Linked DNA regions of Homo sapiens: region 1 is linked to region 2. A link is a loop called in an ENCODE intact Hi-C map of the cell type or tissue named here. Cell type or tissue: PC-3. All regions are shown on one strand. Links, peaks and the distances in the headings refer to the core of each region. The heading gives the core; the rest is flanking DNA. Region 1 has its middle 100 kb from the start of RNU105B. Region 2 has its middle 19 kb from the start of PLCB4.

The links. Peaks named below come from ENCODE experiments on the same cell type or tissue, not always from the same donor. Only the 100,000 strongest peaks of a DNase experiment are listed, where the experiment ranks them.
Region 1: it touches region 2 in a loop (4-fold over the local background); 5 of 110 quality-filtered maps call a loop at or near these places.

Annotation. Positions count from the first base shown.
Region 1 is chr20:8,925,358-8,940,751 of GRCh38, forward strand. No RefSeq gene overlaps it. Among named protein-coding and RNA genes, the nearest start is that of RNU105B, 100 kb to the left of the region's middle. RefSeq lists enhancers at 11,328-11,832, 11,833-12,335. In PC-3, for the core only: no CTCF peak of the experiment used is centred there; a DNase peak (open chromatin) is centred at 7,654; H3K27ac peaks cover 2,521 bases.
Region 2 is chr20:9,042,060-9,057,453 of GRCh38, forward strand. No RefSeq gene overlaps it. Among named protein-coding and RNA genes, the nearest start is that of PLCB4, 19 kb to the right of the region's middle. RefSeq lists an enhancer at 8,940-10,139. In PC-3, for the core only: no CTCF peak of the experiment used is centred there; a DNase peak (open chromatin) is centred at 9,632; H3K4me3 peaks cover 934 bases; H3K27ac peaks cover 2,254 bases.

The sequences.
Region 1 (15,394 bases), core at 2,893-10,892, 120 kb before region 2:
TAGTGACCCATATGCACTGAAATTCTGGACAATTTGGGGAGGAGAGAAGCCTCAGGAGGCATCTTGCTCAGCGGGGCTGTAACAAACATGATATAGTAATATTTATACTCCCAGCTAGTTCAAAAGGTTATGTAGTTGCAAAAGGTTTTCTTAAAGATTTTTGTAGGGAGAAACCAGGATCTTCAAAATTGTGTTGTAAAATATGTTGTTTCTCAGTGAAAGTCCTTCCAGAGTGGAGGGAGCCAGATGGCAGCAAGGTGTACGCCTAAGAAGCTGAGAAAGGTTGCAGGTAGAAATAGACTGAATAATCAGTGACTATACTTCAGGGGTGGTTGCTGTAATATGATACATGTGTGATATCTGATGTTATAAATTACCTTATATTCTCTGCTAATAATTCTATAGTAGGACAAATAGTTAATACAGTTGTGTGCCTCATCATGACTTTTAGGTCAAGAATGGACCACTGAAGTGATGGTGGTCCCATAAGATTATAATACCACATTTTACTGTACCTCTTCTATGTTTATATATATGTAGATACTCAAATACTTTGCATTGTGTTCCAACTGCCTACAGTATTCAGTACAGTAACATGCTACACATGTTTGTAGCCTAGGAGCAGCAGGCTATACTGTATAGCCTAGGTGTGTAATAGGCTACACTATCTAGGCTTCTGTAAGTGCACTCTAGGATATTTGCACAATGACAAAATCACCTAATAGCACTTTTCTCAGAATTTTATCCCCATCATTAAGCAACACATGACTATATGTTAATATTTGGTTTTATATTACTAAATCCAAACAAGGAAACTTGTTTTAGGAGGGCAGAATTTTCCTTTTTATCAGTATGCTGCAACTATTAACACTGGTACTAGTTGTGACAGCCTAGGTTTTTGTCCCAAATTGCTATTTAAAAACCCAATATTAAATGGAATAAGTAGAGAAACCACTGCCTCAATTAGCCTAATAGAAAGTGTAGGTGAAGAGGGAGTGTAGAAGGCTTTGTTGGTATAGATTCAGATCCCAGGCATATGTAAGGATGGCTTCAGCCTTATCTCAAGTAGTTTCCCTAAATAGTCCCATATATTTTGCAAGACCAGATACCACTTGAAAAAATCTCTCTTCCAGATAATAATCATGGTAATTTTAAAACATGTCCTCAAATTCTGGGGGCTCTGCCTGTCAAAAGATGGGTTCTATGCGCCCTTAATTTGAGTCTGGACCAACCCTGGTGACTTGCTTGTAGTCAACAGAAAGCAGCAGAAGTGACACCAGGTAACTTCCAAGGCTAGGTCAGAAAAGGCTATGTGGCTTCTGCTAGTTCTCTTGTGATGCTCGTTCTGGGGAAGCCAGTTATGATGTAAGAAATCCAACTACCCTGAGGCCACTATGTTGGAAATGCCATATGAAGGTGCCTCCATCAAGGGCCTAGGTGAGCTCCCGGCTGACAACCAGTATCCTATGTCAGCCACAAGAGCCACCTTGGACACCTCGCCAAAGTACAGTGGTGTGGTCATGGCTCACTGCAGCCTCCACCTCTTGGGCTCAAGCAATCCTCCCACCTCAGCCTTCTGAGTAACTGGAACCACAGGCATGTGCCACCAAGTCCCACTGATTTTTAAAATTTTTTGTAGAGATAGATTCTCCCTATGTTGCCTAGGGTGGTTTCAAACTCCTGGGCTTAAGTGATCCTCCTGACTCAGCTTCCCAAAGTGCTGGAATTAGAAGTATGAACAACCATGCCTGGCCAATCATCTTTCATTACAAAAATCACAGAAATAAAATCTTCCTAAGATTCCCTAACTGGCTTCAGGAGGTAATGTTTTCTGGTTAAAGCTAAAAACAAGCATCACAAATAAATTTTGCAAGACTGCACATCACTTGAAAAGTCTCTCCTCCAGATAATAATCGTGGTAATTTTAAAACGTGGCCTCAAACTTGAAGGGACTCCTCCTGTCAAATGATGGGTCCTATGTCCTCTCCTCTTGAATCTGGGCCAATCTCTGTAGTTAGAAATTAGGGCTTTTTCTAACTACAGAGAGCTCAGAGAGCAAAAATATATGTAAAAGTAAACTGTAGCTAATTCTTAAAAATAGGAACTATGCTAGCTTAGCAAATTCACTGATTAGAGTCAGATTTACATTTCTGCTTTCAGCTGTGGTCATTTGTGTATTTGGACAACAGATACCCTTTGATCCAGATTGAAGGCCCACGATGTCAATGTGTCACTCCTCACATCTCACATTGGGGAACACACATGCAAGACTAAAATTGGAGTCAACACTAACAAGGAGGCATGAGGCAGTCTGCAAAATTAAACCAACTGTCAAACAGCACAATTAGAAGGGTAAGGGTCACTTAAGGGAGCAAAGGATGATGTTTCTGGATGAGAGAGATGAGCTAATTGTCCCCATTGGGCAAGGGTATGGTTCTGAGGTTACTGGCATTAAGATAAAAAGAAAACATGTCAGTTTTAGGATCTGATACCAGATTTGCTTCTTCAGGCAAACTCCTCCCAGGAACTGAACCCCTGTATTGTCTGGGTATTTGTAGAATAGACAGTGCTTCCAACCACAACTTTGGGCAAGACATAGAAATTTACAGTTCATTTAAAATGACTGAGAAAATAAGGAGGTGGGTACAGTAGGGTGTGCCTGGAGGCTAAGGCTGGAGGATCACTTGAACCCAGGAGTTAGAGACTACCCTGGGCAACATAACAAGACCCCATCTGTTAAAAATAAAAAATTAAGAATGACTGAGAATATGGTCCATAATCCAGATATGCAGAGAAGGGCATCTTGCTGGTGCTGCTGCGATACTGCTCTCATGTGCAGGGTGCCCACAGGCTGACTTTCTGGTGGAAGCCTGTGAAGATGTTTCCAAGGGCATAGTTCCCTGGCAAGAAGAAGTTCTCTACTCTACAGGGACCTCATCAGACTCTTCTCCATCTCTTTATCTTCTACCCTCAAGGTGTAATCCACAGCTCATGTTGTCCCCTCTGACTCTCTACTGGCTGGGGTACTGAAAAGACGGCTCAGGATCAGGACCCTATTGTCCATTTGACTCATCTGGAAACTCAAGAACTTCCCCTATTCAGAAAGTGGAGGTGGAGCTGCTCCCTTCCCTCTATCATCTCTCACCAATCACTTTAATCTGATCAAAAAATCCAGAGATAGGGCAACAAATGCACAGAGCAGTGAGGCAAAGAAAGCAAGTCCCTCTTTCTTCCAAGTAACCAGACTTATGGTGCCCTTTTCCCTTGACTGGAGGAAGGGAGCACCTTCCCTTCCCATATCCTATAGGACGGAGTAAGTTTCCACCTGAAACTCAACCCCAAAGTCTCCAACAAAATCTGCTAATTCTTTTTTTTTTTTTTTTTTTTTTTTTTGAGATGGAGTTTCACTCTTATCCACCAGGCTGGAGTGCAGCAGTGCGATCTCGGCTCACTGCAACCTCTGTCTCCTAAGTTCAAGCAATTCTCCTGCCTCAGCCTCCTGAGTAGCTGGGATTACAGACGTGTGCCATCATGCCCAGCTAATTTTTGTATTTTTAGTAGTGACAAGGTTTCACCACGTTGGCCAGGCTGGTCTTGAACTCCTGACCTCAAGTGATCCACCCACCTCGGCCTCCCAAAGTGCTGAGATTACAGGCGTGAGCCACCATGCCAGGCCCTGCTAATTCTTTTTATATAGGCTGGCAGTAGGGGAGTAATGGGGAGACAGTTGGAGATGCAAATCATCTGAGAAATATCTGGCAGCTCTTTAGTTTCCACATGGCATTTATCTCCACCTCTCCATCGTTCAAAGACAACTAAAAAAGTTATATGTAACATTCTCTTGCACCTGCCCCAGTTACTCTTGGTATTGATCTAGTTATCTACTTCACCTTCCAGACTGTGATCTCCTTGAAGGCAGGCATGTATCTTCCCATCTAGCATATCTGAAGAACTGGATAAATATTTCAGTGAACAGAACCAGTTTTAAGATTGGGACTTCACTTACCTTGAAATCGTTACTGCCAGCTTTCATTTCAGCAGAGATTTTTATGATGCAGATTCTAAGAAAAATTAATTACCTAGGTATTTCTGAACTTGCCGAACTGGAAGAAATGTGTTCTTAGGATAATCAAAGCCTGGCTGTGTGGCTCAGTTAGAATCAGAGAGGGTACCCTCATCTAGCCTCTTCCAAAATACCGAGCCAGGTGGCTGGATGAAAAGAGGGTTTGACTCCCTGAGACTGCAGGCAGGAGATGAGTTCCTAATAAATAGGTCTCCTTTCGTTATTGTGAAATAAGATCAGTAACAGCCTCAGAGTGAGCAGAGATAAGCCTTTGTGCCTGTGGGGACTTGAGTTTAAGGGGTCCTACAGCAACACTACCTATCATCCACATAGCTTGGAATGGCCAGATACAGATCAGGAAAGCAAAATTCAACTGTGGTCCTTGAGGTGGCAGGCTCAAAAAGGGGTCAGGTATTTATTTGCTTTCTCTTTTTTTGTGTGTGTGGTTTTATAACTTTATTTGACAAGCAGCAATTAGCTCTCATCCACATTGACTGTTTATAGATTTTTGATAGTAACAGGTACATAGGGAACCCAAATATAGAGCTTATTTGATGAAGATTTATCCTCATTACATTTTCTGGACAATTGCACGTGGATGGGACATGCCTTATTCCTTTGGTCCAAACAGCTTTGTTGAGCCAGGTATCAGGGTGGTGGCTGCTGTAAGTTGGGGTTGCTGTGGCACTTACTTAAAATAAAACAACGGTGAAGTTTGCCACATCAGTTGACACTTGTTCTCACAAAAAATTTCTCTTTAGCATGCAATGCTCTTTGATAGTATTTTACCCACAATGTAACTTCTTTTGAAATTGGAGTGAATTCCCTCGGCCCTGCCTTTATCAACTAAGTTTATTTAATATTCTAATTTTTTGTCTTCATTTTAACAATGTTCACAGCCTTTTCACCAGGAGTAAATTTCATCTCAATAAACTACTTTCTTTCTCTGCTCATCCAGAAAAAGACAATTGCTCATCCACTCAAGTTTTATCATGAAACAGCAGCAATTCAGTCACATCTTTAATCTCCACTTCTAATTCTAGGTTTTCGTTGTTGCTGTTTGCTATTTTCACCATATCTGCAGTGACTTCCTCCAGTGAAATCCTGAACACATCAAAGTCATCCATAAGAGTTGGAATCATCTTCCAAATTCCTGTTAATGCTGATATTATGGCCATGTTCATTAATGATCTTAACTAGATCTTCTGGATGACTTGTTGCAGCTTCTCCATCAGCACTTGCTGCTCCACCTTGGCCTTTTATGTTATGGAGATGGCTTCTTTCCTTAAACCTCAGGAACCAACCTCTCCTAACTTCTAACTTTTTTTCTGCAGCTTACTCACATCTCTTAGCTTTCCTAGAATTGAAGAGAGTCACAGCCTCACTCTGAATTAGGCTCTGGCCTGAGGGAACGTTTTGGCTAGTTGGATCTTCTATCCAGCCCACTCAAACTTTCTCCATATTGCCAGAGGCTGTTTTGCTTTCTTATTCATGTGTTCACTGGAGAAGCACTTTAATTTCCCTGAAGAACTTTTCCTTTGAAAACTTGGCTAATTGTTTGGCACAAGAGGCTTAACTCTTGGCCTGTCTTGGCTTTCAACATGCCTTCTTCATTAAGTTTAATCATTTCTAGATTTTGATTTCAAGTAAGAGATGTGCAACTCTTCTTTTCACTTGAACGCTTAGGGGGTATTGTATGGTTGTTAATCGGCCTAATTTTAATAATGTTTCGTGTCAGGGAATAGGGAGGCTCAAGGAGAGGTAGAGAGATGGGGAACAGCTAGTTTTTGGAGCAGTCCAACCACACCCAACATTTATCAATTAAGTTTGCCATTTTATGTGGGTGCAGTTTGTGGTACCTCCAAAAGAATTACAATAGTAACCTCAAAGATCACTGATCAGAGATCACCATAATATGTATAGTAATGAAAAAATTGTAAGCATTGTGAGAATAACCAGAATGTTACCCAGAGACACAAAGTGAGCACATGTTGTTGGAAAAATGTTGCTGATAGACTTAGTTGACACAGGGTTGCCATAAACCATCAATATGTAAAGAATGCCATATCTGCAAGGCACAATAAAATGATGTACGCCCATGTTATTTAAAAGAACATATCAAACCCAGAGTTTCTCTCTGTCTCTCCCATACCAGGAGACTGTGGAGCTCACCTAACTCCCTTTGTCTTCAAAGCTAGCACAGTGGAGAACGGTTAGGTGATGCGCAAGGTCAATAAAACATCCACGTTGTGCCCAGTATACCTGGAGTCCTTGCCCTTGTGCAGTACAAGGAGGAGCTTGGTAGGTGTCCCAGATCTCTGTGCTGATGGATTTTTACCTACAACCCCAAATAGAGAAATGCTTAAACCTTACTTGGAAACAAGAGAGCGATTTTCCTTTTTTCAGAAAAAAGGGAGAGTGACATACACATTGGTAATCTACTAATTGTAGACATATGCACAGTTAGGGAAAATCTCCAGTTAGAAAACAGGCCTATATCCCCTGAGGGGGTTCCATCCACCCTTCTCTTTTCCAGAGAGTAGCTAGGGATTCATCTAATGAAACAGAAGGGAAAGAAGCTAAAACAAGGTTATGAAATAGCTTCCAGAGGAATCATTAAGTGGATTCCAAGTTTTAATATGCCCCAATACACATTAGATTGAACTAAACTGTATTAATTACTGTCAAAGATTGATCCCATTAATGGCCCAATTATTTTCCCTCTCTATATCCATGCCCCTTGCCCTCTGACTTTGCAAGTCATCCTACTGAAGAGAAACAGTCAATTCCCCCAGTCTTTAAATAGGCTAGACTATGTGACCTGCTTCGGTCAACAGGATGCAGTGGAAGTGATGGTGTACTACTTCTAAGCCTTGACTTCAGAGAATTTATGTGTTTTCATCTGCTCTATTGTGCCTCTGCTATCACCATGACAACATTCTTGGGGTAACCTGCTGGAGGATGAGAAATAAATGGAAGAGATGAATCACCCAGTCATCCAAGTGAAGGCCAGCCTAGTGCAGCTGACAGCCAGCCTAACCCCAGATACATGAATGAGTCCAGCCAAGATCAGCAGAACTGCCTAGCTGGACCCTAGCTGGACCCTAACTGACCCCAGTTGTGTGAGCTATCAATTGACAGTTTTATGTCACTGTGGTTGCATGGTTGTCTGCTTCACTGTTGTGTATGGTGACCACGGATGACTGACATAACTACCTATCTTCCCAGTGGTCAATTTATCACTATCTAAACCTCCCAATCATCTGTGAGAAATGTGTCATTATTTGCACTTTGCAGATGAGGAAACTGAACCATATAATGAGATTAAGTGATTTGCCCAAAATCACAAATACAGTAAGACAGGGAGTTTTTATATCCAAGTCCAGGATTTTCTCTAATGCATTACAGATGAGTTGGAAGAAAGCAAAGGGTTTTTAAAATAAATATGATTGCAGACTGACTTCCTGGGTTAAATTCCTGGCCTTCCCATTTACTAGATTTGGAACATTTTGCAATTTTCTTAGCCTTTCTGAGTCCCAGTATTCATTTCTGTAAAATGAGGATTATGTCATCTGCCTTGAAGGACATTCATCCTATAAATATTATTGAGTGATGACTATGTGCCCAGTACTCTTCCAAGTGCTGGTGAACCATTACTAATTAAAAGTAAAAAGATCTCGATGGGGAAATCTATCTTGCATGTTTGACTTGCATGTTTGAAGTACAGCTTAAACTTCAGAAAAAAAGGGAGCATTTGGGGTATAGACAAAACATTTTGGTCAGTGTCTTGGTCATTTTGCATTGCTATTAAGAAATACCTGAGGGTGGGTAATTTATAAAGATAAATTTTTATCTTTATACAAAGGTTTGTTTGGCTCACAATTCTGATAGCTGGAAGATTCGAAACTGGGCATGTATATCTGATGAGGGCCTAAGGCTGCTTCCACTCCTGGCAGAAGGTGAAGGAGAGCAGATATGTGCAGAGGTCACAAGGTGAGAGAGGAAGCAATAGAGAGCAGGAGGGAGGAGGGGACAGGCTCTTTTTAACAACCAGCTCTCTTTTGGGAACTAATAGAGTGAGAACTCATTAACTGCTTAGAAAGGGTGTTAATCTATTCATGAGGATTCCACCATCATGATCCAAACACCTCCCATTACAGCCCACTTGCCAACACTGTGACACTGGGGATCGAATTTCAACATGAGATTTGGTGGGGAAAAACAAACCATGTCCAAACTTAGCAGCCAGAAACTTGAAAGAAGGATTTCCCTTCCTAAGATTTATTGCTACACTCCTCCCTTTGGGATTAGGATTGGAGAGTAGTGCTTGAAAAACATCTGGGATCTCAGAGCAAAGGGAAACAACATCTTTCTACCTCAGTGCCTCCATTCTAGGGGACTGGTTTGTGAGAAGACACAGAAAAATTCCCATGCCCTGAGAATAGCATAACAAAATCACTAGAACTAAAGAGCACGACTTCTTCTCTAGTGGACATCTCATGAGGACCCATGTCAACAATAATCCATCAAAAGATTCCTGCCCCGATCCCCGACATTTCAGAAATTCATTCCAGAATTCTGACATAAATTCTGGGAAGGAAACACTTTAGAGACCCCAGTTAAATTTTCTTGCTGTACTGAAGGGATGATGCTTCAAAATGCAAATTATTTTGAGTTATAGGAAATGAAATTATATTTTTGTAACACAATTTTGTAGCCTTAGATTCACACATTTTAATTAAAATTAAACAAATGTCGTGTTGTTGTTTCTTTTAAAATAAGGTAAAATGTAATGTCCAACACTTTCTGTAGAAGAGACAGCTAGTTCTCCACCAAAATGTGTGCTTTGTGTTCCTTGATACAGTGTTTAGCTAGAAAGCAGCTGCCCAGCAAGAGATGACATTTCCCAGAACCCTTTGCATCTAGGCAAGACCTTGTGATTAGTTTCTATGAGCAGACTGTGAGTAGACATGATACATGTCTTTTCCAGTTTGAGGTCTCTTCTGTATTATCTCTTTCCTCATCGTCGTCTAAATTACATAGGCCCCTGAGGCTCTGAGGAGGCAGAAACACAAAATGGAAGGAAATTGAGCTTCTGAATGTTTCCTGGAATGCCCACCTTTTGATCAGGAATGCCAACATCACATTGCGACATAAGCAAGAGATAAATGTCTCATGTTAAATCACTGATATTTGGAGGCATTTTTTTATATTAAACAATCTTTATTTGAAAAATAGTACCTTGCAATCCTAACACGATCTATCAAACTTCAGTGAAAGCAATTTCAGCAACAACTAATGAACAGTAGCTAAACTGACAAGAGATCAATCAAAAGTATTTTAAAGTGAGCAGCACCAGCTGATGTTCTGGTGAGTCTCTGGGTGTTTAGGACCTGGCTACAGGGAAAACAGAATCAAATCAGCAGGTGCTGTGGACCCAAGCTCACACATCATGACCAGCCTCCCTCCTTGGGTCCCTAGTAGGCCACAGTCCCCCTGGTATTTCCAGGCCCCTGTGGGCTATAGGTGGAGCCCTAGGAGCCAAAGGGCCCCTTGGGAAAGGCTGGAACTTGGCCTCTCAGTCAGCCAGCTTCTGCCTGTTGCATTTACTTTCTTTCCAGAGTACCTGGAGTGGTCTCTCAGTAGATAAGGTGGCCGCCCAGCCTTCCTGGGCCGTTTTCTCATAGAAGAGGATTTCTCTCTGAGAACTGGAAGTGTCTTACTTCTATTCCTCGGCCAGGTCTTGGGCCATCTTCTTGTAGTGATCACAGGTATGTAAGACACAGTTCAAGTTTTAGTACACTTTACTGAGGTCCAAGCAGTAGACTTCCTGCTGAGACCCCATCGTGTGTTCTTGGTGCAGTCCAGGCAAAGTGGGAGTCGCCAGCTGTAGCTTCCGGAGGTCCCTTTTCAGCTGTCCACTTGCACCCTACAGAGAGGCCTGCTGGCTGAGCCAACTTTGGATTTATGCTATGAGTACTTTATCCCTTTGGTTTTCTTCCCACAGTTGCATGTCTGCTTCTCCAATCTCCCCCTCAGGACATTTAAAGAACGCACCTAAGTCACTGTCATCATCCACACTCTTCAGAGGGACTTGTGCCCAAGACGCTGGGTGACCACGATGTCTTGCTTCCCTATTTCCCTTCACTACCAAGTCCTGATGGTCCACATGGTCTCTACTGCCCCTGAGCAGATGCGGGATTCTCAGTGGGGTGTGGGCCAAGGAGGTCAGTCACCTCCCTCCAACACTCACTGGCACTAGTCCCAGGATTCTGCACATCACTAGTTCTGCCATCCACAGGTGGGCCATCAGCAGCTGAGTATGCATCTCCTAGCGGGCAACAGGCTCTCCATGGCTCTTGAGGGCTCTGCAGCTCTGCCTCCACTTGCCAGTGGCCTGTGGGCCACAACTGACCACTTGGAACCCTGAGGACTGTCTCCTCTCCAACAGAAACAAGGGCCCACCAATCAGGATAGACCATCTGTCGGGCTGGACTGTGGGGAGGGGAAGCACCCTGTGTTTGAAAAAACTGTGTCCCTGATTTTGTGTTAATATAAAGTGACATTACTTATGCAGTGCCTTGGGGGAGTGGAAAAAGCTCACTGCAGCCCCTACCTCAGGCCACTCCAGGCCCCACCGGGTCCTACAGCGCAGCTAGAGGGTCAAAGCAGAAGCATGCCACAGCCCGGGGTCCACACATGATCCTCTCAGGGCAGCATGCTGACCCGTCCCTGCTGAGGCTCATGACCCTGATTTCAAGTCTTCTTCTGCTGCAGGGAAGCCTGGTCCTGCCTGTAAAGAGTCTATCTACCTTGCTAGATTGAGCTTCTTGAAGAAGGGACTATGTTTTCTTCATCTCCGCATCCCCGGTAGCTAACCAATGTCCAGTATACAGTAGGGCGTCAGTCACTGTCTTATTTTCTTGTTGACTCTACTCTGACTTATGACATGACACTTTCCCCTCTTGACCTCTCTCTATTTTTTTTTTTTTTTCTGAGATGGATTTTTGCTCTTGTTGCCCAGGCTGGAGTGCAGTGGTGTGACCTCAGCTCAATGCAGCCTCAGCCTCCCGGGTTCAAGCCATTCTCCTGCCTCAGCCTCCCGAGTAGCTGGGACTACAGGCACGCACCACTATGCCCAGCTAATTTTCGTATTTTTAGTAGAGACTGGGTTTCACTATTTTGGCCAGGATGGCCTTGATCTCTTAACCTTGTGACCTCTAGCTTTAAAACCCCTCCGATATAGACAGAACTCAAACTGGAGCCGGACCTGAGGAATGGTGAATGGAGCATTTTCCCTGGTGTGACGGAGAGGACCTACAGATCTGGCTATCTTGTCCCTTGCATCCCTCTGCAGAATTTGACCCCAGTTTTCAAATCAGACTCAAGAATGATCTTTAGTGTTTATGATTTTGTGTTTTTCTTTTCTTTTTTTTTTTGCTTTGTTATTGACACAGCTTCTGGAAATCTTTTTCACAGAGAGTATGGGGACTTTTTGGCCAAATTGGGCAGATGCAGGCTCCATCTGCTCCACCACCACTGTCTGGGCCACAGCATGTCCCCTGCGTCCTGCTCCTCTACAGGGGTTTCTGCAGTGGAATCTGCTCCCTCACAAGCCCATCTACAAGGTGCTCCTGTGCTCCAACCCTGCTGTTTCCAAGAAGGCAGGTCCTGGGACTGCCAGGATCCCTCTCCCTCAGACAGCGCAATCTGTGTAGGCAGCAGGCCGGAAGTGGTGACAGCCACCATGACAGTCAGGGCCGAGGGCAGGACGATCACATTAGAAAACAGCATCCGGCCTCCAGGGGCGAGCGGAGTGACTCGGCCTCCATCTCCCCCTTGAGGCAGCCATCTTGGCGCCGCTTTCCTCAGGAGCACTGCGAGCTCGTCCTTAGGACCCGCTTCTCGGCTTTTCTTCTCCCAACTCTTTTTACCAGGCAGTGGCGTGGCCTCTCTGGCCCAGCAGGGAATGGGCGCAGGGAAGGGAGTGGTAGTAACGAGCGAGGCATAGAGGCTTTTCTGTAACAGCAGTTATGTTACCCTGATTAATACAAAATTGCCTCCACGAATCACAAAATTACCCAAGCAAAAAATAAGGTCTAGGTTTTAAGAAACTAACTCCTGAAAGAATTGACTCGTCCTGGGACAATGTACAGAGTTGATGTCTGGTTAATTAGAGGTCACTGGGATAGAATTCTTCCTGATATAGCGCGGCATAAAGGTGTGTATTAAGGACTCTAGGTAAAGAATCACGTGGAGAGAATCTTCAGGTTTAACACAAAGATCCCAGTTTTTCAACAAAAGGGAGGTAAACTACTCAGATGGGGTCTAAGTTGTAGCCCAATGTCACAGCCTGCTCCTGCCACAATTTCTTATTGATGCCAGGAGACTGCCTTTGTTTACTGCAGTCATCATGGCTGTTGGGAAGTGTTAATAACTTGCTTTTTATTTTAAGCGGGTGTGAATTGCATGGGTTCTGTTTCCTAATAAGAGTAGTGTCACCTGATATTTTCACATAAAGAGAGCTGCCTCGTGGCATGTCTTCTGAAGCTAGCATGTGCTTATCCTTCACAAGCCCACAAAAACTGCAGACTGTAATTCAGAAATTTGATTTGATCATTCCACTAAACCTCTAAGCCCAATGTTTTCTTCAGCTCAGTGTTTTCCTTGCCATAAACTTACCCTCAGAGGGAACCACTGACATTTTAAGAGCTGAATCCTTACAGACACTGAGGCCAAAAGGACTTCAGTGCCAACTCTGCATTTTGAGGCCATTAAAAAAAATATCATCAAAGACTGGGGTTGCCAATCAGAGGTTCTCCATAGTGAGTGTCCAACAATAAGATCATAGTGACTGCTTATTCCAAACCAAAGTTACCACATTCGATACTCAAGGTTTTCAACAGAATTGATTCCAATTAGAGCTTCACATTTTCCATTAAGCTGTATGAAATATTATAAATCTATTGAGAACACCAGTAGAAGAATGGCTAACTAAATCGCAGTATACTGGCACAAGGGAATACTATACTGCAATGAGAATGAACAATCTTCAATTATACCTGACCACATGTATGAATTTCACAAACACAATATGGGGCACAAGAAGGCAGACAAGAGAGTATACAATGTGTGAGTCTCATTATATAAAGCTCAAAAGCAGACCAAATTAATCTATTGTGTTAGAAGCCAGAATGATGATTAGGTGGAGTACTTACTAGAGGAAGGTATAAGGGAACTTGTGGAGAACTCGTCATGTTCTGATTTCAGACTTGGTCTCTAGTTCCCCAAGTGTGTTCAGCCTGTAAAAAATTTATTAAGCTGTACACTACCTCCTACTGCACTTTTCTAAATATGTTATACTTAAATAAAATGTTTACTTAAAAGCCAATAAAAAATCTTAAGGACCCCTGGAGAGATACCTCAAAGTTTAATGATCCCAGGTAATGAATCACTACCTCATATACTTTTGAAAAAATTTATTTTTGCATTTTGTCATACATTGCCAATTAGAGTCTGTATTAGTCAGCTCTAACACTGCTATAAAAAAATACCTGAGTCTGGGTAATTTAAAAGAAAAGAGGCTTAACTGGCTCATGGTCCCACAGGCTGTACAGGAAGCATGGCAGTATCTGCTCAGTTTCTGGGGAGGCCTCGGAGAACTTACAATCATGGTGGAAGACGAAGGGGGAGCCAGTACTTCACATGGCTGGAGCAGGAGGAAGGGGTGTGGGGGAAGGTGCTACACACCTCTAAACAACCAGATCTCTTGAGCAGTCACTCACTGTCATGAGAGCAGCACCAGGAGGATGGTGCTAAACCATTCATGAAGGTTCATGAAGATTACCTCCATGATCCCATTACCTCCCACAAAGCCCCATCACCAGTATTGGGGATTACGGTTCGACATGAGATTTGGTCAAAGACACAGATCCAAACCATATCAGGGTAAATCAGGTTAAAAGAGTTTTACAAATGTGAGATTTGGAAAGATGTATTTATGATTGGATTCTGTTTCCCCCTTTTCCCCCACGTCTTTCAATTTTTGATTATAAGGAAACATACATGTTTTAAAGTGGTGGCTAAGATTCAGGTGTGGCCTGTGCTCTTGGCAAAAGCCAAATTTCAACAAACTTAAAGATCTAATTGGCTTTTTCATGCCTTGGGGGGCATCTCATCTAAAGAGTTAGAAAAGGCTCTCTGATGACCTGAGCAGGAGTTGGCTTTATAGGCAAAAAGGGGCTGAAGAAAGCAGAAACAGGGAACAAAAAGCAGATTAGTTAGCATCAGGTTACTTCACATTACTCTTTTTGAAAGAGTTAAAGTCGAGGGGACTTCCTTATCATGCTGGCTAAAACTGGCCTTTTGGGGAGTTTGGCTACTAGCCATCCCTCTCCTGATTTCTTGGAAAGTCAGATAATAACACTTAGTTTTATTATCTAAGTAATAGAGTAATGGTAATGGAGAACTTGAACATGACTGACTCCATTTCGGTTTGGTCTGTTGGAGCCTAATGTAGGAGCTCAGTCCAAATCAATGGCCTCTTATAGATTTTATGTAACACTCCATAGATAATCTATGGACATAAAACCAGACCTTGCTTGACAGTGTTAAGCAGTCATGGCTATTATGTGCTTAAGAGTCAGTATAGCCCTTAAAAAGTTACCTCCATCACCTCAATGGGAATGAAGCGCAACAAAGATTTGTCCCTCATTGCTTCCATTATGCTTCTCTCAACTCATTGCTTCCATTATGCTTCTCTTTTTGATTCTGTCCTAATGACACAAATAAGTCCTAACCAATATGTATCCATCTAACATTGCTAAGCTGTGTTGTTTCACCACCACCACCAGCATCTCCACCATCACCCTCAAATGGTTAGAGTAATATTCACTTGCTATTGTGACTGTATTTCTTGTTATTATTGCTGATATTATTGCTACATAACAGATTACACCAAAACTTAGCAGCTTTTATTATTTTATCTTGTTCTTGGTCTTGTGGGTTAGGAATTCAGAAACAGCCCAGCTGAGCAGTTGTCTCTTGGAATCTCTCATGCAGTTGCAATCAGATGTTGGCTGGACTGCAGTCATCTGAAGGACTGGACACGCAAGATGGCTCACTCAAGTGCCTAGCAGGAGGTGCAGGCTGTCAGTGGACTTAGCTAGGGCTGATGACTGGGGCATCTACATGTAATTCCCCAGCATGTTGATGTCAGGGCAGTCAGTTTTCTTATATGGTTAACCTCTAACTTCCCCATAGCGAGTGTTCCCTGAGAACCCAGGGGAACTGACTTTGCCTTAGAAATCATACAGCATTGCTTCTGTTGCA
Region 2 (15,394 bases), core at 4,780-12,779:
GTCATTGAAAGATATTATATTGTTTTAGATTTTTATATTTATTAATTACCATAAGTGAAGCTGGACATTTTTCTCTTATTTCTTCTGTAAATTAGCTGTTCCTGACCTTTTTTGAGACCATAACATTTTTTTCCCATTGAGGCCTCCTAGGTGGATTATAGATCTTCAAAAGCTACAAACTGTCAGAAAAGTGTATTTGGGATAAATCAGACCTCTCCTTCGGCTGTTTTCTTCTTGTATTCAGAGGAATAACTTTTTAAAAGGAGTCACTTTGGAAGGTTGAATGGCCAGCTGCCCAAATGTGCAGGAACCGTTAACAATTTTACTATTCCTAGGCTTCTAAGAACAAGGAAGTTCTTAAGAAGCTTGTGGGTATACAAAATGAAAACCGAATGATAATAATAAATTAATGATCAGTGATTCTATGACATCATGATTAAAAATGAGCTCCCCTACACTTTTACGCTGCTGGTGGGAATGCAATTTAGGTTTCCATAGCGGTACAACCACTATGGAAAACAGTGTGGAGATTCCTTAAAGATCTAAAAGCTGAACTACCATTCCATCCAGCAATCCCACTACTGGGTATCTACTCAAAGGAAAAGAAGTCATTATATGGAAAAAACACACGTACATACGTATTTATAGCAGCACGATTTGCAATTGCAAAGATATGGAACCAACCTAAGTGCCCATCAACCAAGGAGTGGATAAAGAAAATTTGGTACATACACACCATGGAATACTACTCAATACTACTCATAAAAAGGAACAAAATAATGTCTTTTGCAGCAACTTGGATGGAATCTGGAGGCCATTATTCTAAATGAAGTAACTCAGGAATGGAAAACCAAATATGGTATGTTCTCACTTATCAGTGAGGGCTAAGCTAGGAGGATACAAAGGCATAAGAATGATGCAATGGACTTTGGAGACTCAGGGTGGGGGAAAGGCTGGGAGTGGGGTGAGGGATAAAAGACTACATCCTGGGTACAGTGTACACTGCTTGGGTAACAGGTGTACTAAAATCTCAGAAATTACCAATGAAGAACTTATCCACATAACCAAAAACCACCTTTACCTCCCAAAACTATTGAAATAAATATTTTTAAAAAATTTAAATAAACTATGTTAGTATATTTTGTAACCCAAGAATTATCTCCGATAGGTCTCAATCAATTTAGAAGTTTATTTTGCCAAGGTTAAGGACAATGTCTGAGAGAAAAACAAACGACAACAACAACAACAACAAATCAGGGAAACCCAGAAACTGTCTAGGGTCCGTGCCTTTTTCCAAAGATGACTTTGAGGGCTTCAATATATAAAAGGGAAAAGTGGGCTGGAAGGGAAAGAGGGAAGGTAGCATCATCCACATATTTCAAGAGAAAAGCAGCCGGTGGAGGTATCATCAATTATGCATTTGCCTTGTGCTCAGTGAATGGGCACTTTACGTAAGATAAGGTGAACAGAGTCGCTACCTATGGAGATATTTTACCTGTAGCTAACTGCTTAAGAACAAAAGGAAAGGCAGGTTCTTGCATGACTCAGCTTTCCGTTTAATTTTTTCCTGTTGGCATAGTGAATTGAGGTCCTGAGCTTTTAATTCCTCTCACAATTAAATGTGTATTTAGATCCTTAACTCCTTAGCAGATCAACCTGGGAACAGAGAAATTTAGTAGCTTAAAAGACGCTGCCACTTGAAGATGAATAAGGCAGAAGATAAAACAGCTCTAAAGAAAAGATATGATTTGACAGTAAAAAAGAAATTCAAATTTCATAAAATGTCAGGAATATATCACTAAGTGAGTTACACCTATGCATTGAAATTTGATGATGACGGTAGGTGTGGGGTTAAGAGCTAATTAGTGAATCTTAAGTAATCATTATCTGTAAAATGAAAAGCAATAAGAAACTGGAAAAGTTAGTCTTTTTCCATTTGCTTCTCAATTGTATCAACATGAAGTATTAGTTTGGGCCCCACTGGTCATCACCTTGCTCAAACTTGTTTCTTTTTTTCAAGAATAAATGCTGTCTGGCCAGGTGCAGTGGCTCACACCTGTAATTCCAGCACTTTGGGAGGCCAAGGCGGGCAGATCACCTGAGGTCCGGAGTTCGAGACCAGCCTGGCCAACATGGCGAAACCCCGCTTCTACTAAAAATACAAAAATTAGTCAGGCGTGGTGGTGGGCACCTGTAATTCCAGCTGCTCAGGAGGCTGAGGTAGGAGAATCGCTTAAACCCAGGAGGCGGAGGTTACAGTGAGCTGAGATCTTACCACTGCGCTCCAGCCTGGGTGACAGAGTGAGAGTCCGTCTCAAAAAAAAAAATAAATAAATAAATAAATTCTGTTTATTTAAATTTCATTTCATTTATCATGGGTTTCTCTGCATTCATTTTTATTTTTTAATTACAGCAGTCCCCTTTTATCAGCAATTTCACTTTCCTCGGTTTCAGTTACCCTTGGTCAACCACAGTTTGAAAATATTACATTATTTTGGAGAGAGAAAGAGACAGAGGGACAGGAAGAGACCACATTCACATAACATCTATGGCAGTATATTTTTACAGTTGTTCTATTTTATTATTGTTGTTGTTAATTTCTTAACAACAATCTGTGCCTAATTTATAAATTAAACTTTTTCATAAGTATGTATGTCTAGAATAAAATCATAGCATATATAGGGTTCAGTACTATCTGCAGTTTCAGGTATTCATTGGAGGTCTTGTAGGGGGGACTGCTATATTGCATTAAAGCATTAGTCATTTTGATTACTGAGTGTTTTGGCAGCTCTGTAAATTTTGTGTCTCGGGCAAATGCCTCACTTGCCCTAGTCCTGGCCATTCCCTGGGTGGGAAACATTTCTTGATCAGCAACCTGTCCATGGGATCTGTGAACTCTGACCTCTGAAGCTTCTTCCTATTCCATCATCCTTTTCAGCCACATTTGAAATTGACATTTGGGAAAAGACTCTCCTCAGGTTGCTTTATACCTGAAATAGTCACAGGTTTATCTGATCTTAGCAATTCTTCCCCCAAACCTAGCAGGCTTATGACCTAATTGCCTGCAATCCGTTCCATGTGACCAATGACCAAAATCAAGGTCTTGGTTATTATTCTGAAGCCCTATTTGCTTCACTGACTCAGATGCCATGTCTCATTTTCAACTTAATGGGGCTTACCTTATGGGTATGGGGGTTCAGTAAGAAGGCTACCCACTTACTCTTATCTTTGCCTTGAGTCATTTTATCCAACTGAACAGTTTTACTCAAAACCATACCCCTAGGCACTGAAAAGTTTTACTCAAAACCATACCTCTAGGCCGGGTGTGGTGGCTCACGCCTGTAATCCCAGCACTTTGGGAGGCCGAGGTGGGTGGATCACCTGAGGTCAGGAATTCAAGACCATCCTGCACAACATGGTGAAACCTTGTCTCTACTAAAAATACAAAAATTAGCTGGGTGAGGTAGCATGCATCTGTAATCTTACCTACTCAGGAGACTGAGACATGAGAGTTGCTTCAACCCTGGAGGTGGAGGTTGCAGTGAGCCAAGATCATCGCGCCACTGCACTCCAGCCTGGGTGACAGAGTGAAACTTCATCTGAAAAAAAAACAAAAAACATACCCTTAGTCTGTTTGCCTTGATGTCTTTTAATCAACTGAAAGTTTATCCTGCTATTTTGTTACATCAATCTTTTATTTTTTTTAATTCCATCTCTTTCTTTAGGAACTGGAAGCAGAGGGCTTTACCAAAATTACGAGGTCCTGAATTTCTAGAATCTCCGTTTCCTCTCATTTTTACTTGCAAGTTGGCAATTGTTTCTTGAGCTCATTGCTTTCTTGTAGCACCTGCGCCAAATGCAGCCAACTGCAATCAACTCCTGAAGTTTTCATCCTCTTCTCCAAGAGCTACCAGTTTATTAGGCTCATACGACTCCTGTGTTATACAGAAAATGGCTGTGAAAGATATTCCCATCCTAATCCCTGGAACCTGTGAATATGTTATTTTACATGGCAAAAGGGAATTAAGGCCAGGCACGGTGGCTCACACCTGTAATCCCAGCAGTTTTGGAGGAAGGGGCGGGTGGATAGTCTGAGGTCAGGAGTTCGAGACCATCCTGGCCAACATGGCAAGACCCCTGCCTCTACTAAAAATACAAAAGAAAATTAGCTGGGCATGGTGGTGCACACCTGTAGTCCCAGCTGCTTGGGAGGCTGAGGCAGGAGAATCACTTCAACCTGGGAGGCGGATGTTGCAGTGAGCCAAGATTGCACTACTGCACTCCAGCTTGGGCAACAGAGCGAGACTCCGACTCAAAAAAAAAAAAAAAAAAAAAAAGGTGGCAGGGCGGGGAGGGGGGGAATTAAGGCTGTGGACAGATTAAGGTGGCTGATCAGCTAACCTTAAAATAGGGAAATTATCTAGGTGGTCCCAATCTAATGGCATGAGTTATTTAAGAGCAGAGGCGTAAAAGTCAGAGGGATTCCACACAGAAAGGGTAAGTCAGAGAAAACAACATAAAAAGAATACACAGGCACGCCTCAAAGATATTGTGGATTTGACTCTAGACCGGCAGTCCCCAACTTTTTTGGCACCAGAGACCGGTTTCGTGGAAGACAGTTTTTCCTCAGACCCAGGCAGTGGAAGAGCTGGGATGGTTTTGGGATGATTCAAGCACATAACATTTATTTTGTACTTTATTTCTATTATTATTACACTGTAATATATAATGAAATAATTATGCAACTCACCTTAATATAGAATCAGTGGGAGCCCTGAACTTGTTTTCCTACAACTAGACAGTCCCATCTGGGGGGTAATGGGAGACAGTGACAGATCATCAGACATTAGATTCTCATAAGGAGTGCACAACCTAGATCCCTCCCATGAGTAGCTCACAATAGGGTTCGCACTCCTGTGAGAATCTAATGCCACGGCTGATCTGACAAGAGGTGGAGCTCAGGCAGTAATGCTCCTTTGCCTGCAGCTCACCGCCTGCTGTGCAGCCTGGTTCCTAACAGTTCCTAAGATATCAGTTGGTGGCTCCTGGGGTTGGGGACCCCTGCTCTAGACCACCACAATAAAACAAATATCACAATAAATTGAGTCACGCAAATTTTTAAATTTCTCAGTGCATATAAAATTTGTACACAACACTGTAGTCTATTAAGTTCACAAAAGAATTATGTCTGAAAAAATGTACATACTTTAATTAAAAATACTTTATTGGTAAAAATACTAATGATTATTGGAATCTTCTGAGACCCATAATCTTTTTGCTGGTGGAGAGTCTTGCCTCAATGTGGATGGCTGCTGATTGATCAGGTTGGTAGTTGCTGAAGGAAGGCTGTGGTGGCTGTGGCAATTTTAAAACAAAATACAACAATGAAATCTGCCTCATTGATTGATTCTTCCCTCACAAATGTTTTATGTGAGGAGGCAACGCTACTTGTTAGCATTTTACCCACAGTAGAACTTCCTGTAAGAATTGGAGTCAATCCAAAGGTCTAATATCCAGCATCTACAAGGAACTTAAACAAATTTACAAGAAAAAAACAAACAACCCCATTAAAAAGTGGGCAAAGGACATGAACAGACACTTCTCAAAAGAAGACATTTATGTGGCCAACAAACATATGAAAAAAGCTCAACATCACTGATCATTAGAGAAATGCAAATCAAAACCACAATGAGATTTTCATAATCATCAGTCAGAATGGCAATTATTAAAAAGTCAAGGAACAACAGATGCTGGTGAGGCTGTGGAGAAATAGGAATGCTTTTACACTGTTGGTGGGAATGTAAATTAGTTCAACCATTGTGGAAGACAGTATGGCAATTCTTCAAGTATCTAGAACAAGATATATCATTTGACCCTGAAATCTCATTACTGAGTGTATACCCAAAGGAACATAAATCATTCTATTATAGACACATGCACACATATGTTCACTGCAGCACCATTCCACAATAGCAAAGACATGGAATCAACCCAAATGCCCATCAATGATAGATTGGATAAAGAAAATGTGGTACATATACACCATGGAATACTATGCAGCCATAAAAAGGAATGAGGTCGTGTCCTTTGCAGAGGCATGGATGGAGCTGGAAGCCATAATTCTCAGCAAACTAACACAGAAGCAGAAAACCAAACACCACATGTTTCCACTTATAAGTAGGAGCTGAACAATGAAAACACATTGACACAGGGAGAGAAACAACATGCACTGGGGCCTGTCAAGGGGCCAGTGGGAGGGAGAGCATCAGGATACACAGTTAATGGATAGGTTGATAGTGCAGCAAACTATTACTGCACACATTTACCTACGTAGCAAATCCTGCACGTGTATCCCGTGCAGCCCGTGTGAACAGATGTGCTGTTGTCTAGGCTTTGTTGTTTCACTTACAGAGCACAGGGAGAGATTTAACATAATTCTTTTTTTTTTTTTTGAGATGGAGTCTCGCTCTGTTGCCCAGGCTGGAGTGCAGTGGTGTGATCTTGGCTCACTGCAAGCTCCACTTCCCAGGTTAAAGCCATTCTCCTGCCTCAGCCTCCCGAGTAGCTGGGACTACAGGCACCCGCCACCACATCCAGCTAATTTTTCGTATTTTTAGTAGAGACGGGGTTTCACTGTGTTGGCCAGGATGGTCTCAATCTCTTGACCTCGTGATCTGCCGGCCTCGACCTCCCAGAGTGATGGGATTACATGTGTGAGCCACCGTGCCTGGTCCATAATTCTTAAAAGCCCTTAAAAGCCGTAGGATATGCAAATCCTGCATATCCTGCATATGTATCCCAGAACTTAAAATTAAATTAAAAAAAAAAAACTGCAGTCAATCCTCTCAACCCTGCCACTGCTTTATCAACTGACTTTATGGAATATTCTAAATCCTTTGTTGTCATTCCAACAATGTTCACAGCATCTTCATCTGCAGTAGATTTCATCTCAAGGAAATACTTTTTGTGCTCATCCGTAAGAAGCAACTGCTTATCTGTTCAAGTTTCATCATGAGATTGCAGCAATTCAGTCATATCTTTGGGAACCACTTCTAATTCCAGCTTTCTTGCTGTTTCCATCAGATCTGCAGGGACTTCTTCCAATGAAGTCTTAAACCCTCAGTCATTCATAAAGGTCGGAATGAACTTCTTCCAAACTCCTGTGAATGTTGATATTTTTACCTCTTCCCATGAATCACAGATGTTCTTAATGGCATCTAGAATGGCAAATCCTTTTCAAAAGGTTTTCAATTTACTTTACCCATATTCATCAGAGGAATCACTAATTATGGCAGCTGTAGCCTTACAAAATGTATTTCTTAAATAATAAGACATGAAAGTTGAAATGACTCCTTGATCCCTGGGCTGCAGATTAGATGTTGCATTAACAGGCATGAAAACAATATTAATCTCTTTGTACATCCCCATCAGAGCTCTTGGGTGACCAGGTGCACTGTCAATGAGTAGCAATATTTTGAGAGGAATCTTTTTTTCTAAACAGTGGGTCTCAACAGTGGGCTCAAAATATTCAGTACACCATGCTGTGAACAGATGTGCTGTTTGTCTAGGCTTTGTTGTTTCATTTACAGAGCACAGGGAGAGATTTAACATAATTCTTTTTTTTTTTTTTGAGATGGAGTCTCGCTCTGTTGCCCAGGCTGGAGTGCAGTGGTGTGATCTTGGCTCACTGCAAGCTCCGCCTCCCAGGTTAATGCCATTCTTATGCCTCAGCCTCCCGAGTAGCTGGGGACTACAGGCACCCGCCACCACACCCGGCTAATTTTTTGTATTTTTAGTAGAGATGGGGTTTCACCATGTTGGCCAGGATGGTCTCAATCTCCTGACCTCATGATCTGCCTGCCTCGACCTCCCAGAGTGATGGGATTACAGGCATGAGCCACTGCACCTGGTCCATAATTCTTAAAAGCCCTAGTATTTTGTTTTGTTTTGTTCTGAGACAGAGTCTTGCTCTGTCACCCAGGCTGGAGTGCAGTGGTGTGATTTCGGCTCACTGCAACCTCTGCCTTCCATGTTCAAGCAATTCTTCTGCCTCAGCCTCCTGAGTAGCTGAGACTACAGGCACACCCAGCTAATTTTTGTATTTTTAGTAGAGATGGGGTTTTGCCATGTTGGCCAGGCTAGTCTCGAACTCCTGACCGCAGATGATCCACCCACTTCGGCTTCCCAAAGTGCCGGGATTACAGCAGTGAGCCACCACGCCTGGCCTAGCCCTAGGATTTTTGAAATGGTAAATAAACATTGGCTTCAACTTAATGTCACCTGCTGCATTAACTTCAAATTTTGCAGCTTCTTCACCTCTCTGTCATAGGATGAAGAGAATTAGGGCCTTGCTCTGGGTTAGGTTTTGGCTTAAGGGGAATATTTGGGCTGGTTTGATCTTCTGTCCAGACCACACAAACTTTCTCCCTATCAGCAATAAGGCTGTTTTGGTTTCTTAACATTTGTGTGTTCGCTGGAATAGCACTTTTAATTTCTTTCAAAAATTTTTCCTTTGCATTCACAACTTAGCTAACTGTTTGGTGCAAGAGGCCTCACTTTCAGCCTATCTCTGCTTTTGACATGCCTACCTCACTCAGCTTCATCATTTCTAGTTTTATATCAAATGTGACAGACATGTGACCCTTCCCTTCACCTTGAACACTTAGAGGCCATTGTTAGATTAGTAATTGGTCCAATCTCAATATTGTTGTCTCAGGGAATAGGGGGGCCAGAGGGAAGGAAGATAGATGGGGAATGGGCAGTTGGTAAAGCAGTCAGAACACACACAACATTCATCACTTTATATTGGCGCAGTTTGTGGCACCTCAAAACAATTACAATAGTAACATCACAGATCACTGATCACAGATCATCCTGATAATAATGAAAGAGTTTGAAATATTGTGAGAATTGCTAAAATGTGACAACGAGACACAGAGCGAGAACACACTATTGCAAAAGTGGAGCCAACAGATGTGCTTGATGCAGGGTTGTCATAAATTTTCAATTTATTAAAAAAAAAAGCAATATCTGCAAAGTGCAATAAAGTGAAACAAGTAAAACAAGGTATGCCTGTATCTGCCCTTGCTGGCTTTGGTGGTGGAGGAAGGGGATAACAAGTCAAGGAATGTGAGATAGCCTCTAGAGGCTGGAACAGCCCTCAGTTTACAGTCAGCAAGGAAATGTAAATCTCAATGCTACAACTGCAAGGAACTGATTCTGCCAACAACCCGACTGCAAAAACCCAGATTCTCCCTTGGAGCCTGAAGAAAGAAATGCGGCCTGCTGACACCTTGATTTCAGCCTGGTGAGACTCACATAGGACTCCTGCACTACAGATCTTTAAGATAATAAGTTTGTGTTGCTTTCAGCCTAAATTTGTAGTAATTCATTGGAGTAATAATCAAAATCTAATACATGTCCCAAGGTTCCATTGACAACTGTTTTAAGAAATATTTTGCTCCTGTAATATATGCGTCACTGTTTTTCCAGACTCGGATACACATTAGCCAGTTGTTCACCACCTAACTGACAAGTCTCCACCAAACATTTTAGGTTTGTGTTATGACAGCCCTCTACTTCCAGTTTCAATTCCTACATGAGTCAGAATAGCTTAAACTATCCTGTCATTATAAATTAGCTAGGAATCCCAGTGATTTCACAAAGGTTTATGACTCATAGAAAATCTGCTATGGGCCCAGCAGAACTCCAGGACACCTCCCTTCCAAGAGGTGACTCAGAGATCCAGCCTGCTTACATCTCATGACTCAGTTTAATCTAATATGTATATTTTCAGGGGGCCACAGCAGGAAAAGAAAACCCTGCAGGATTTTTACTTTCTCAGATGAAAATATCACTTGTCGCTTTTGCTCACAGTCCATTGATTCACAAATAAAACACAGCTCTGCCTAACTCCAAGAAGGATGAGAAATGTAAGGTTTTTTTTTTTTTTTTTTTTTTGTATGTGCTCAGAAAGAAAGAACTCAATATTGGTGGTAACTAGTGATATCTTTCTATACTTTGTTACCTAAAAAAAAATCAGACTGGGTGTTATGACGCATGACTGTAATCCCAGTGCTTTGGGAGGCTGATGCAGGAGGATCCCTTGAGCCCAGGAGTTTAAGACCAGCTTGGGGGATATAATGAGACCCCATCTCTACTGACAAAAAAAAAATAGCCAGGTGTGGTAGCACATATCTGTAGTCCCCATTACTTGAGAGGCTGAGGCAGGAGGCACACCTAAGCCCGGCAGGTCGAGCAGGCAGTAAGCTTTGATCACACGCTCCACTGCACTCAGATTGGTCCACTTTAAATCTCCAGTTTAAATTAGTTTTAATTTAGACCTTTTAGAGATCTTCTTACCTCCTGACTTGGAAACTTGGAAATTTCAGGGAGAGAAGCAGTGTGGGCAGCATTATTAATTCTTCTCCCATGTAAGAAAGGAAATTCATTGTCTTTTTTTTTTTTTTTTTTTTTTTTGAAATAGAGTCTCGCTCTGTCGCCCAGGCTGGAGGGCAGTGGCGCGATCTCGGCTCACTGCAAGCTCCGCCTCCCGGGTTCATGCCATTCTCCTGCCTCAGCCTCCCGAGTAGCTGGGACTACAGGTGCCCGCGACCTCGCCCGGCTAATTTTTTGTAGTTTTAGTAGAGACGGGGTTTCACCATGTTAGCCAGGATGGTCTTGATCTCCTGACCTCGTAATCCACCCGCCTCGGCCTCCCAAAGTGTTGGGATTACAGGCGTGAGCCACTGCTCCTAGCCTGGAAATTCGTTGTCTTTTATGGGAACGTTTCTTTCCTCTCCTTCCAGGTTGTAATCCTTTGTTTTATATAAATAGTGAGGAAATAGGAGAAATGGAAATAGAAATGACTGTCTGTTGGTGGAGGAACATGCCCCAGTCTTCCTCTGGCTGGGTATGCAGCTGATGGCCTATTTCAAGGTGATTTCCCTTAGGATGGTGATGCATTGTTTCTTGGGGTGATGTCCAGCATAGTTTTGCCTCTGCCCCACCGAGGACCTTGTGGAGAGCAGCAGCCAAGTCTCCCTTTGTCCTCAGCCCCATTTCTGGGTTGGGCATCATATAGCCTGAAGTAGCTACTGGGTTTGCTTCCTTTTCTATCCTTTGTGCTTCTTCATGCGTGGAAATTGCTGAAGCCCTTTTGTATGCCCTCTAAGAGTCTCAGAGCACTGAGATACGGTGAAGATTGCCCACATCTTCTTACCAGCATGCAACACCACAGTCCCTTCCTGCCTGGCTCCTCTCCCCAACCCACCACAAGTTCCTGTCATTGATAATGATCTCCACGTGAGAAGCAGGCATTATACTTTATGTCCTGAGACATAAGACAGAGTTACTTTCAGTAACTCTGCAGCTACATCTCAAGCTCTCCCAAGAACTTCCTTCCCCTGCTCCCTCATTCAAGCTCCAGTTAGCTGTAATAGCTAGCACAAAGTGGGCCAATAGGTTTTGTAGACCAGATGCTGCCCAACTACATGCCCCATGAGATGCCCATCTTCCTTTCTAAGGGGCAAAACAAAATCTTTAGAAATAGTTTATTCAGAGCATCTCTCTTTGGTGTGGTGTGGGAGAAGAACCCCTCTCCTTTCTCTCATGAAGAGGAAGGGAAAAGCCATGGTTCTCCTTACTATTCAGCAGCTGAAGATGCCAGTGATTCTCTTTTTACCTCCCTAGTCTCTTTGGGAAAACATAATGTACATAAACAATCAATAAAATGCATTACAATAATGTAAGTGCTATATAAAGTCATTCCTTTATAGTACTACCACTAAACCACTGTAGAAGTTCAGAGAAAGAAAGAGATTAATAAGCTCTAGAAGTAGTCTGAAAGAGTCCTGAGCTAGCATTCATTGAATTTTTGTAGGTGCCAGATACTGTACTAAGCACTTGTGATTGTTAATTTGATGTGGCTATTTGACTGGGCCATGGGGTGTCCAGACATTTGGCCAAACATTATTCTGGGTATGTCTGTGAGGGTATTTCTGGATGAGATTAACATTGGAATCAGTAGTAGACTGACAATCTTCTTCCTGATATTAACACAATTATGGAGAAACTGGAGTGAAAGAAGCCACCTCGACGATCCTTTCCTAGATTCACCAAAACTGAACCTGGAAAACTCCATTGCACTAGTCAGTTCCTCATCTGTACCTACATTTAATTCCACTTAACTCATTTCTGCTTCTATTTATTTTTATTTTTCTAAATTTAGCCCAAAGGCTGAGTCAGCCCAGCCTTAATGTCCATAATCTGTTGGGCCTGGCTCACTGAAAAAGTACTGTGGTGCCTTCATGGAGATGACACTGAAATAGGCAAAAGAAAAATGCACGCAAAGCCATTAGCCAGATGAAACCAGAGTCATGCTTCCTTGGCAAAACATCAGTGCAGTATTAAAAAGTAGTGAGGAACAGTGGGCAATAGATGCTATCTGTCCAGATGCCGTTTCCAGGGTTCTAGATCTGCATTTTGCGGCTGGGAGCAATAGGGCCACTTTAAAGAGGCATCACAGAAGCTATTGATGTTTCAAATGGGATTAAAACAAAACCAAATCAAACATTCCCCACATGTTGTAGGCAGTTTCAAATAAATGATTTGCCTTGAGATTTTCAGTAGTCTACATGGAAATTCTCAGAACTATTTTTCATTCTCTTTTTTAAAAAATAATGAATTTATTTATTTCTTCAAGGTGTCAGAGATTTAATCCAAGCTGTAATTAGCAGTTCACCTCTCCAAGTACATTTTACAACTAGATCCTAGATGTTTTCATTTGCATAATTCTTGAATGTCATTTGTGTTAACTTAATATTTTTTGTACAGTCTTTCTGTTATCAAAAGCTTTCCCTATATTTCATCTCATTTGAAAGAATAAATTCAGATTTCAAAAGGTAATTTCAGAAGTGTCTCTTTTAATCATGATAAATTTGAAACATTTCTTCATTTATTCTCTAGATTTAGTATTTATCTTTTTTTAATATCTCTGTGTCTATGTATCTATTATATATTTTATTTATATTTTATACCTATATTTAAACTGTATATACTGCTTTATATTTACACTTAATTTTATATTTATATTTGATCTCCTATACCAGCCGTCCCCAACCTTTTTAGCACCAGGGACCAGTTTCCTGGATGAAATTTTTCATGGAGGGTGGTCGGGGTGGGGATAGCTTTGGGATGAAACTGTTCCATCTCAGCTCATCAGGCATTAGTTAGATTCTTATAAGGAGCATGCAACCTAGATCCCTTGCATGCACAGTTCACAACAGGGTTCACACTCCTGTGAGAATCTAATTCCACAGCTGATCTGACAGGAGGTGGAATTCAGGAGGTAATGATCACTGGCTATACCGTCTTAAACTTCTGCTGGGCGGCCCGCTTCCTAACAGGCCACAGACCAGAGGGTCTGCGGGCCCGTCTTGTACTATTTACTGTGTTGGTAACCAGTACATCTAGGAAATGCTTTAACAGACTTTTCGAATAATATATATTAAATGATATAATTTCTTCCTAAAAACAGGATTAATCGAGGTATATTTATATGAGACAAAATATGATTTTCAATCCCACTCTGTAAGATTTTTACTTATCTCAGGATAGGCCAAGTATTTGAGTACTTTGAAACTTTACAGCCTCTATTAATGCCAAATAGAACCCTGCTGTTGTGTCATAGAATTAAATCTGCGTAAGAACCACTAACTTACTTTTTCCTTTAATTCCTTCCTTCCTCTGTAATAGAACAATGCTCTCTTCCGCCAAGATGTCCGTGTCCTAATCCTCAGAACCTATAAATAGGTTTCCTTACACGGCAACATAGACTTTGCAGACATGATTAAATTAAGGATTTTGAGATATTGGAGATTATCCTGGATTATGTAGGTGGATTGGATATAATCATATATTTACTTAAAAGTAGAAAGGGAACAAGAAAAGAAGGTCAGAGTGAGGGCATGTGGGAAGTGTTTGACCCGCCACCAGCATTGCTGCATTGAAGACGGAGGAAGGGAGCCATGAGCCAAGGAGTACGGGTGGTTCTAGTGGCTGGAAAATGCAAGGGAGCAGATTCTTCTCTAGAGAGTCTGGAAAGGAACACAGCTGTGCTGGCACCCCTATTTTACCCAGTGAGACTCAGTTTGATCTTCTAACCGACAGAACTGAGATAACGAATGTGTGTTGCTTTGAGCCACTAAGTTTGTAAGTAATTTGTTAGAGCAACAATAGAAAACTAATACACTTTCCTTCTTTGTTTTCCTTTTAGCAATTTAATTAAGTACCTATCATACTAGACCTTGGAAATTAGAAGACAAATGAGCTAGAATATGGAAATTATTGCTATGCTTTTCTGATTTTAAAATTTCCTAGTAAAGAAATATTTCCTTTCCCTCTTGCAAAGCACACTAAAACAAAAGAAAATGAGAAAAAAACACAACTTCCTGACCCTTAACAAATATGTAAGTTAGGGGTGCAACATTCAATGATGATCAACTAGGAATATAGGAAGATGCTGAAACAAGACACCCCATTGAAGTAGATCTAAGACTAAGACAACAGAGTAGAATTTTCCAAAGCACACAGCCTATTTTTAGGGATATTGTAAAAATTTTGAAATGTAATTTACACATGATTGTTTTAAACAACAGAAAGGAAGACTATCAGCTGGTAGTGAGAGCTTCCCTAGACAAAATTTTCTACCAAAGAGTCAGGGCTGATGAAGACTTACGCAGATATGATTATTTGTAGGGAGCTGTCTCTCAATGCAGCAGAGTGGAGGAAAGAGACCTTGCTTTGGGAATAGCCCTGAAGCTGCCTTTTTGTGGGCTGGAAAGATAAATGCAAATCTGTTTCACCAGGAAACTTCAGAGAAGATGAAGTAAGATATAACCAGGAGATTAGTTAGCACAGGCAAGGGAAAAATGGGAGAGAAAAATAAATCACAAAAATAGAGACTCCAGTGAGAAGTAGAAAGAAAAAAAATCTGTGCCGAATAACACAGTAGCAGACATGGAAGATAGGATTAAGAAAAGTGAGCAAAATATAATGTAAAAGAATGAAGAGTTAAGAAAGATTAGAGAGAAGTGACATATGGAAGACCAACAAGGCAATCTAAGGCACATATAGTTCATCTCAAAATATGAGAAAATATAATATGAGAAAATGTTAGTCATAACAACATTGAATTTAAAACTTGAGAAAGCATTCTGTCTTTCACTGTTAAATATTACCATTGATGTAAAAATATTATAGTAAAATTATTTTACTTTTAAGATAAAGAATCCTTTGGAAATCTTGGTTAAAAAAATTAATCTTTAAGGGAAAAGGCATCAGACCAGCCTCAGACACCCTCACAGCAACATTATATGCTAGAAGCAATGCCTAC